Regions from separate parts of the Mus musculus genome. Here region 2 is linked to region 1. Evidence: chromatin loops called from intact Hi-C (ENCODE). Cell type or tissue: gastrocnemius. All regions are shown on one strand. Each heading gives the region's core, and the rest is flanking DNA. Links, peaks and the distances in the headings are about the cores only. Region 1 holds the start of Bms1 (BMS1, ribosome biogenesis factor). Region 2 holds the start of Csgalnact2 (chondroitin sulfate N-acetylgalactosaminyltransferase 2).

Region 1 (4,396 bases), core at 118-4,117:
ATCTAGTGTCATAAATGTGACTTGTCTATTTAACTAGAGATACAAACTGTTCACTCAAAAGTTTTTTTATTTATTGAGGATTACATAGAACACATTTTCTAATATTTCAGGACTCACGAGAGCTTACCCCCAGAGAGATACCACATTTGTCATGCACACCAAGCCCCAGCATACTCAAATGTCAACATTCACACCACACGCCTTCAGGCACCTTAACTCCAGTGTCTCAGAATTAAAGTGGATCCCATTCCCTATGTCAAAGGCCATGTCTCTCACCCAACCCCCGTCCACTAACTCCCAGCATCTTTGGGCATCTACTTTGTAACAGAATGTTCTGCAGCTCCATATCTTAGCCATTGCGTTCTAAGCAACCATTTGGGGATAATGAAACAAACATGCTAAAATCTCTTTAGTATGCCTATGAAAAATGTCCTTAGTGTTTAGTGCCTTAAGAAAACTAACTGACTAGTTGTCTAGTTACCTCTCAATGTCAACTTGACACAGTCCAGAGTCATATGATGGTCCAATAAGAAAGTCTCAGTTAAGGAATTGCATAAATCTGATTGGCTTATAGGTATGACTGGAGGGCTGGACTTGATTATTAATTGATTTAGGATAGCCAGGCCCACTATGGGTACCACCATTCCCTGGGCAAGTGATACTGTGCTATGTAAGAAAATAAGGCAAGCATAAGCCTAATGAGTGAGTTAGCAAGCACTATGGTGTCTGCCCTGAGTTCTTCCAGCGTTGGACTGTATGAGAAATTTCTCATAGGCCTCATTTGGTGGTTCAGCTAGGGGGATAGTTGCCAGGCAGGATGACCCTGTCACAGGTTGGGACTGAGGGCTGTTTGACTTGTTCAATAGACACCTCTGTCAGCCATTTGTCCTCAGTTTGCGATCTTACATTCCAATCCTTTTGTTGATGATAAAGGGCAATGTAGTCTTTTCTATAACTACTTCCTGCAGAAATTGGGGCGTTGCTCTGGAATGTGCAGAAAGGCTAGAATGATGGTCACTGGAATGATAGTCAAAGGATGGGGAGAGAGAAATAGGAGGGCCAACCTCACAAACTATCATTTGCTAAACCTTTGATTTTGTTTCATAATTTCCATATGAACCTTTAGAGCTGTTTTGTGTTGGTGTGCTATTAAAAGGTACAAAATGGGAGACTTTGAGGCAACTGAACCCATGTTCTTGGCTCATTGAGGTGAGAGCTGTGTTTTGCATGAACATGCTATTTTGTGGGAACCTGAATCCGTATTCCCAGGCCGCAGTCACTCTTATTTGGCGCAAGGAAAAAACCCTACTTCTTATTCTCCTTGAGATGAGCTCAGTTTTGAGTCCAGCATAACTGTAGCAAATAACCGGGACTGGGGGTTTGAGGGCTATTCCCCAGGACTGGACTGAGTCCTGGGGATGCAAGGCTGAGCACAGAGACACAAGACACACGACACACATAGCCACACATGCACACAAAATGGCAAGCTAAGACGTTTTCTGAAGAAAACGCCCTCTCCAGGAGCACAGAGGAGCACCCTGCCCTCAGCCCGTCGGTCCTGGCACAAGAGGGCAGCAGAGCGCTGAAAACCCGTGAGGACAGCTCTGGCAGCGGTGACAGGGAGCGGTAGCCTAGCGGATGGGGCGGCGGAATTCACAGCTTTCAAGTTGGGACTGGCGATGACTCGGGCGTCCTTCCAGCGTTCCTCTGCTACTCAAATAAGCGGGCCAGGGCCCAGCGCCGCGCGGATCCTCTGAAGCCAGGTCGCGCTGGCTGAGAGCCCGACTCTCAGAGTGGCTGGGACCCGAAGGAGAGGGCAGTCCGTGCGAAATCTGAAAGTGCGCTTGCGCAACCCTCAGCCAACCCAGAGCTTACTTCCGGCTTTCCCCTGAAAGTCGTCCGTCCACGGGTTCCTTTTTTTCCCCTCTTCTTTGCTCGTTTCCCTCCGACGGGTACAAGCAGAAGGACAGTTTCCGCTTCCGGCGTCGTGCTTGCGGGCTGGAGCGGTTGCTGCCGTGAGTCCGAGTGCTTTCGCGAGCCCCGTCGGCTTCCCGGTTCGGTCGGTCCTCGACCTCCCGACAGGCTGCTCCCAGGCTGCGTCTGGGCTGGAAGGCAAGTTTCTCGGCCGCCGGAGAGGTGCTCCCGGGAGTGTGGAGGGCGTGGGTTCGTGCAGTGCTGGATGGGGAGCGGGTCACTCGAGCAGGGAGGGCTCCTGCCCAGCTCGGCTGCGTGTTCTTCTCCCAGCAAAAATAGATCACCGGGAGGGGAAAATGTGCTTCCTCCAGGAGCTGAGAGGCGAGTCTGCTCAGCACTGTTCGGATGTCTTAAACTTGTATGTTTGTTTTCGTTTTAAGTTAAAAGGACACTTCAGCCTAAGCTACCTAGAATAGTAGGCACTAGTCACGTGCGACTAAGTTTAAAATTAATTTAAACTTAAGATAGTTTTCAGTTTCCGAAGGTACGCTTGAAATTCTCTGTAACCACGTGTAGTTCACAAGGCTTCTGTACTGAGAACAGCAGGTAGGATGTATTTCTGTCATTACAAAAAATGAGCACTGTCGAAATGGCTTCAACATAAAACATAAGAAGGATAGTGTTGGTGCTGCTAACTCTTATACTTTATGGCGTAAGAAAGGGACGTGAATTTGAAGATACTGGCTAAACATTTTCTACCTCCATTCAATGAACAAATACATCAGCACTTAAGTAAATTAAATTACTGCCCTCCTGTGTTACCCTGATTATAATTGATTACCACCACCGTCCTCCCTGTTCCGTGTAGGTAAGACTTATTTGTAGTAGATAAATAGCCACCATGGAGACCAAGGACCACAAGAAACATAGGAAGAAGCACAGTGGGCCTAAAGCTGAGAAGAAAAAGAAACGGCACCTGCAAGACCTACAGCTTGGAGATGAAGAGGATGCCCGGAAGAGAAACCCCAAAGCTTTCGCAGTGCAGTCAGCTGTGCGGATGGCGAGGTCCTTTCACAGGTGTGTTTACCTGGGGTTAGTGGGTCTTCCCTTAAGTACTGGGAGCCTCTCCCAGATGGCATTTGCCTTGTGAGTCTTAACTCAGGTCTGAAGGACGTAGGCATGCCATAGTAGGCATGCCGTATGGCTTTTCCTAAAATGTCAGAGCTCTGTCAAAGAAACATTTTCCCTCTAACACCTGCCCTTTGCCTTTCCCCACTTTTTTCTTTGTTTTCTTTCTTTCTGTCCTTCTTTCTTTCTTGTCCAAGAAGAAGAATTTACACAATTTAGATCACACACAAAAAAATCTCCTAAACTTTGCATATCTCCATGGCAGTTAAAGTGTTGGTGGTTCCCCCCCAATACTTTTAATGTAAAATACTAAAATAACTGTATTTAGGGAGATAATAATATATAGCCAGCAGTTTTCTTTAAATGTTACCTAATTGAATTCTTTCAACAGCATTAAGAAGTTAGGAATTATTCTCATCTGTGGATAAGAAAACAGATTCAGAGCACAAGTTCAATAGCCAGTTGATAGAACATTTACCCTGTCTCCTACACCTGACTTGTTTTATAACATCTCGTCACTATGGTTCCCCTTAATTCTCTTAAACATTAAAGCCAAGTCAGTGTCATGATGTGTTTGATTATTAACTTTATTTTTTAGTCATCTGTTTTATCTTTACTGAAGAATAACTTTTGGGTGAGGAGGGGGTTAGAAGTTAACCGGTTAAAATAAAGTTAATTGGATCCATGTATTATCTGGTCTCTATACCATCTGGACTTTTAAAAGATCTTTTGTGTTTTGGAAGTAAACTTTGTTTTGTTTTATTTTTGTAAACACATAGGACTCAGGACTTAAAGACGAAAAAGCATCACATTCCAGTGGTTGACAGAACTCCACTGGAGCCCCCACCAATAGTGGTAGTGGTGATGGGACCTCCAAAAGTTGGAAAGAGCACTTTGATACGATGCCTGATTCGGAATTTTACCAGACAGAAATTGAGTGAGATCAGAGGCCCTGTGACAATTGTGTCAGGTAGGGAGTGCCTCCATAGACTGCTGTGCCAAGGGATTGCTGTTTGGTCAAACAGAATATATAACACCGATGTTGTTACATCCGATTACCACATGGTTGCTTTTACTGACTTGCCTGTAACTCAGAAGGTAACTTCTCAGACATACAATGCTGATGTGCACCTCCTCAGTCTGACTGCTTGGTCTGCTTTGCCAAGTGTGCTTCGTGGAAAGGCCTAGGACTGGGTCTTGTTACTGTGAGCCCATTCATTTAACAATAAGTGAGCTCCCATATACCCCACACATCACTTTCCTTCTCAAAGCTACTCTGCGATAATTTGTGCACTTTTGTTTGTTTTTGTATTTGAAGCAGGGTCTCTCTATGTAGCTCTGGTTCTCCTGGAAC
Region 2 (4,396 bases), core at 158-4,157, 280 kb after region 1:
CCTGAAGTAGATGGGTTGCAGGGTTCTAAAAAGTGGGGTGTGCTTGAATTTGGTTACTGGGGACATTTATTTGTCTTTTTGGAGACTTTACATTCACAAGTTCAGTTAGAGCCCATGTTTGGTACTGAGATGCCAGAAACTGCAGGGGAGGTCTCTCTCATTCTTTCCGCCATAGTCCCCATCCTATTTAAAGTGTCCCTAAGGAAAATCCAAGCATCTCTATGGCTGAACATGAGTCTAGAGGGCACATTCGAAAGGTCCCTACATCTGTGGACTTTCTTTTTGTTTGAGATAAGGGCTCAATGTATATCCCAGGCTGCCCTGGAACTTACTAAGTAATCCAGGAAGGCCTGAAAAATATCATTTTTCTGTCTCAGCCTCATGAGTGCTAGGACTATAGGCAGATGTCACACCTGGCTTCTGGGGACTTCTCAGAAACTGTTAATGAAATGTCAAGTGTAACGTAGGCACACAGTAGATGTGGGCTTGGACTAACAGTGCCAAAGCTGGAGTCTGGCATCGTGGCTCGCTAAGATTTCAGTGAGGTGCCATTTATATCTACTTTATTAATACATTAGAGAATTTTTGCCTTATCTTGGAAATTTAGCAGTGCTGGGCACTTAACCATTTGCTAAAGGTCCCCATGTTCCAAGTCTCCTAGGAGAGAATTCTCCTGCCTCCCTGCACTCATACTTAGGACTGTGGCTGGTAGACAGCAGGCAGCTAACCCACGTGGACTGTCTTTTGTGATTGTACTAGAGAAGATGGATGTCTGAGGGGACTTCAAGGTGCGTCCTAAAGAAGCAGCTGTCCAAGGGAGACACTTTGTTCCTGACCACAGCTGGCTCTATTGGCTGACAGTTGTTGAGATATCTTCTGCCCAGATGTTCTCCTCTAATGCCACAAGGGAAATCCTGAAAACTTTAACGGTCTGGATCACCTACTTCTAAGATAGGCTTGCTGACTGCATATCCAGTCTCTTTCCAACTTTGCCAGTGTGTGCTTTTCTGAAAAGGCTAGACTTCACACACACACACACACACACACACACACACACACACACACACACGGTACTTTACATGCAGCAAATGGAATTATTTATTTTAAGTAAAAACACGTAAGGACCTCTTCAGTGTTCAGTACCGATCTTCCCTGAGCAGAAGGCATGTTGGCTATCCTCAGCCTCCCCGCTAGTCAGCTCTGCCAGGTTAGCACTTATGTGACGATTAGCCACATGCGTGTCTAGTTAAGTGTCTCTAAGGCATGATGTTCCCAGGCTATTTATCCCACAGGGCTTGAGCACCCATCTCAGTTGTTGTTTGTTTGTTTGTTTTTAGATGAATCAACTGTCATCTGTGGAGCTTTCTGTGCAGGGCACAGGACAGAAGAGGGAGGAATAGGCGTGTCCTAGCTGGAAAGAGAAAGGCCTGGCCCTGGAGGGCGGGACTTGGCAGTGTGGAGGGCGGAGCCCGGCTGCGGTGGGCTGGGTCTGGCCCTGGAGGGCGGAGTCTGGCTGTGGAGGGCGGGGCCTGACCGCGGAGGCGGGCGCGCCACAGCAACCCAGCCTCATTTCCCTCATTTCCTCGCGCGCGCCGGAAGTGGCGGTGCTCCGCGGCGGCGCGCCGGGCCGGCCCCGCGCAGGGCGCTGGCCAGGTGTGCAGGTCCCCAGAGGCGGCGACGCTGAGCGGCGGGCGCGGTGAGTACCGCCGTGTCCTGCCGCGCCTCTGGGCAGCGGCCGGTCCCCTCGGACGAGCCCTCCGGGACGCCGCTGGGCGCGGCGCTTCCTTGACGCGCCCTCCCGAGGCTGGTCCCGTTTTGGAGACCGCTGCTGCCAGGGACCGCTGGTTTGCGTGTCAGGTTTTTTTTTTAACCTCCTCGTCATCATCTCTGCTGAGTGGCTAAACTTTTTACTGTGGGGTTGAACGCGCCCACTGGCAGCAGCCCTCCTGCCTCTGACAAAACGCTCCCCTTTAAAAGATGCTCTTGGAGTAGGAATTGATGATCGCCGGAACCTGGATAAAAACCAAAAACGGAGAACTGTCAGAAGGACCAGATAGTTTAGAAAATTCCTGCATTTCTGAGCAACTGGCTGGGTAATTTGTCAAATACCACAGCGGTACTTGTGTTTGTGATGATGACATTGGCGGCATGACAGTTTGGTTACAAATCTAACGCTTTTCTTCTTAAGTCCTCATTAAATCTGAAGGTGTGCTTTAGCTTGTTTTTGAAATGTACATGCAGTGTCCTGACAGTTCATGCCACTGAAGGCCCCTGGGCCTTTAATACCTTGGGGATTAATGCCATCTCTTAAAGGTGCATTTAAAAAAGCACCTCTGATTTCCGAAGTAATAAAAAGGTGTTTTATGGCATAATATTCGGGAATATTTGCTACTATCTTTTTTAAATTATGTGACTAAAAGAATATAAAAAGGGTGTTGTGTTTTCAGTATATGAGGCTTAGAAGTGTTGATATTAAACAACCAGCTTTAGTTTCAGATAATTAAGAAATTACTGTTTATCCATCTACACTCCTTTTGTAGTGGTATAAAATATAAAAAAACGTCAACAAATGCATGAAAATGAACTGTCTGTGAATCATTACATGCTTCTTACCTTGTCTGCTGCTACACACATCAGATTTTAATTGTACAACATTCCCATAGTGCTCTGCTTCTTCCAAATAGGTTACCCCTGCTTCCCCATTAAGAGTTCTGACTTCTTTCATCAGCCATTAGTTTGGACTATTTTAAGCTTCATGTTAATGGAGTTAATATATAGTATTCTCAGAATATTGCTGTGGAAGTCACTGTTCGTGTTTTTTGATATGATATCATTCATATCATGGTATGGTGTTGATAATTCTTTCTTATAGTGTAATGTGCCATTCTGTGATGTGATTGTTCTTCTGTTCATGAATGTGTGCTTCCAGATTTGTGTATTATTTGTTTTAGGTTTTAGGGGTGTTATAACATTCTTGTGAATGTCTTAGTATGTGAATACATTTCTGTCAGATGTAAAATGGCTGAGACCTACAATAGGAAAAAAATTACATCCTAACTAACGTGGACTCTTTCTTTTTTAAAAGATTATCTTAACTAATACAGAAGTGAAGGTTGGTTTTAAAAATATGAGTTAAGGCATGGTGGTGCACACCTTTCATCCCAGCACGCAGGAGGCAGAGGACAGTGTATCTCTGTGAGTTCCAGGCCAGCCAAGAATATATACCCTGAGACCCTGTCTCAAACACATGTATAGTCATTAAGCTACTATTTGCACTTTGTATTGGCACAAGTGACCATCTTCTCAAAGACTCATTTCATTTAACTGTCTTTTACCCTCAAGTCAGTTAGAGCAGGCCACGATATGACTGTTCAGTTTGATAACAGTTAGGTAACCATGTTGCTCAAGTTAGTGGTTGTTAAGGGGAAGTGTGGTAGCTGGTAGGAGAAATGAAGCACCAAAGGACAGCACTAAAGATGGGTTAGAAAAATCGAGAGCTCAAGACATAGTCACTGTCACTCCACAAGTACTAGCTGTAAGTGTAAAGCTGAATTATAAGGTTAGTTCCAGATGTGGATTTTTTTATATTAGTATTGTTATTTAAATAACAGAACAATAATCACTAAATATCTGTAGGAAGCCAGCATGTCATTTGCACAAATACAAGAAGTTGAGTTTTAAACATTAGTACTCTCAAGTTTGGAAAGGTGCTTTGCCCACTGAACGAACACACACACACACACACACACAAAATCACTTAGTTTTGGAATATTGAAACACAGAACGTAACAAAGAATACCTAAGACACAGGTCTGGAACAGCCAATAAACACATACACACCTACAGAGACAGAGATAGACATCAGGGAACAGGACAGGATACTGGCAAGCATAGGTCAACCTTTCCCTTTCCAATTTCTGGTTTCCTCCTCTGTGGGCAGAGATGATCTGAAAGTATGACCTTTTAGAGAGCATGTGGAAAGGTACCTGTGCTAGCAGCTCCTGGATTCCACTCTCCTAGCAACACACAGAAGATGCCTAATATGTATCAAGGAAATAATATTTCTAAAAGCAGAAGTGTAGAAGTTTATGAGTGAATTGATACACCAAAACTCTTAATATTGTTGAAGATACATCCTTAGATACATCCTAATAAACATTTTACACTATGGAGAAAATTTATATAATTTTATAAGCTTCCAAAGCTAATGTTTTGTTTATTCATAAATGAATAGAAATCAGTTTTTTAGACATTGTATGACAGCAGTGTAGTGTTCTAAAGTGTCCGTGGGAGCAGGCTATGGTCATTCGTGTGTGCAATCCCAGCACTCTATTGATGACTGAATTGACAATTGTGATTCTAGGCCAACCATGGATACATTAGGAGATTCTGTCCC

What was found. Hi-C counts contacts between places; a loop is a spot of excess contacts. Peaks named below come from ENCODE experiments on the same cell type or tissue, not always from the same donor. Only the 100,000 strongest peaks of a DNase experiment are listed, where the experiment ranks them.
Region 2: a loop joins it to region 1, with 3 times the contacts of the local background. A loop is called at or near these places in 1 of 42 quality-filtered maps.

What each region holds. Positions count from the first base shown.
Region 1 is chr6:118,417,004-118,421,399 of GRCm38, reverse strand. Bms1 (BMS1, ribosome biogenesis factor) reads left to right here and starts at 1,983. Exons shown (of 23, transcript NM_194339.1): 1 at 1,983-2,112; 2 at 2,783-2,991; 3 at 3,822-4,012. The coding sequence starts at 2,816. In gastrocnemius, for the core only: no CTCF peak of the experiment used is centred there; a DNase peak (open chromatin) is centred at 1,761; H3K4me3 peaks cover 2,291 bases; H3K27ac peaks cover 2,038 bases.
Region 2 is chr6:118,136,323-118,140,718 of GRCm38, reverse strand. It overlaps Csgalnact2 (chondroitin sulfate N-acetylgalactosaminyltransferase 2), which reads left to right and starts at 1,579. Exons shown (of 8, transcript NM_030165.3): 1 at 1,579-1,696. In gastrocnemius, for the core only: a CTCF peak has its summit at 1,797; a DNase peak (open chromatin) is centred at 1,514; H3K4me3 peaks cover 1,716 bases; H3K27ac peaks cover 1,547 bases.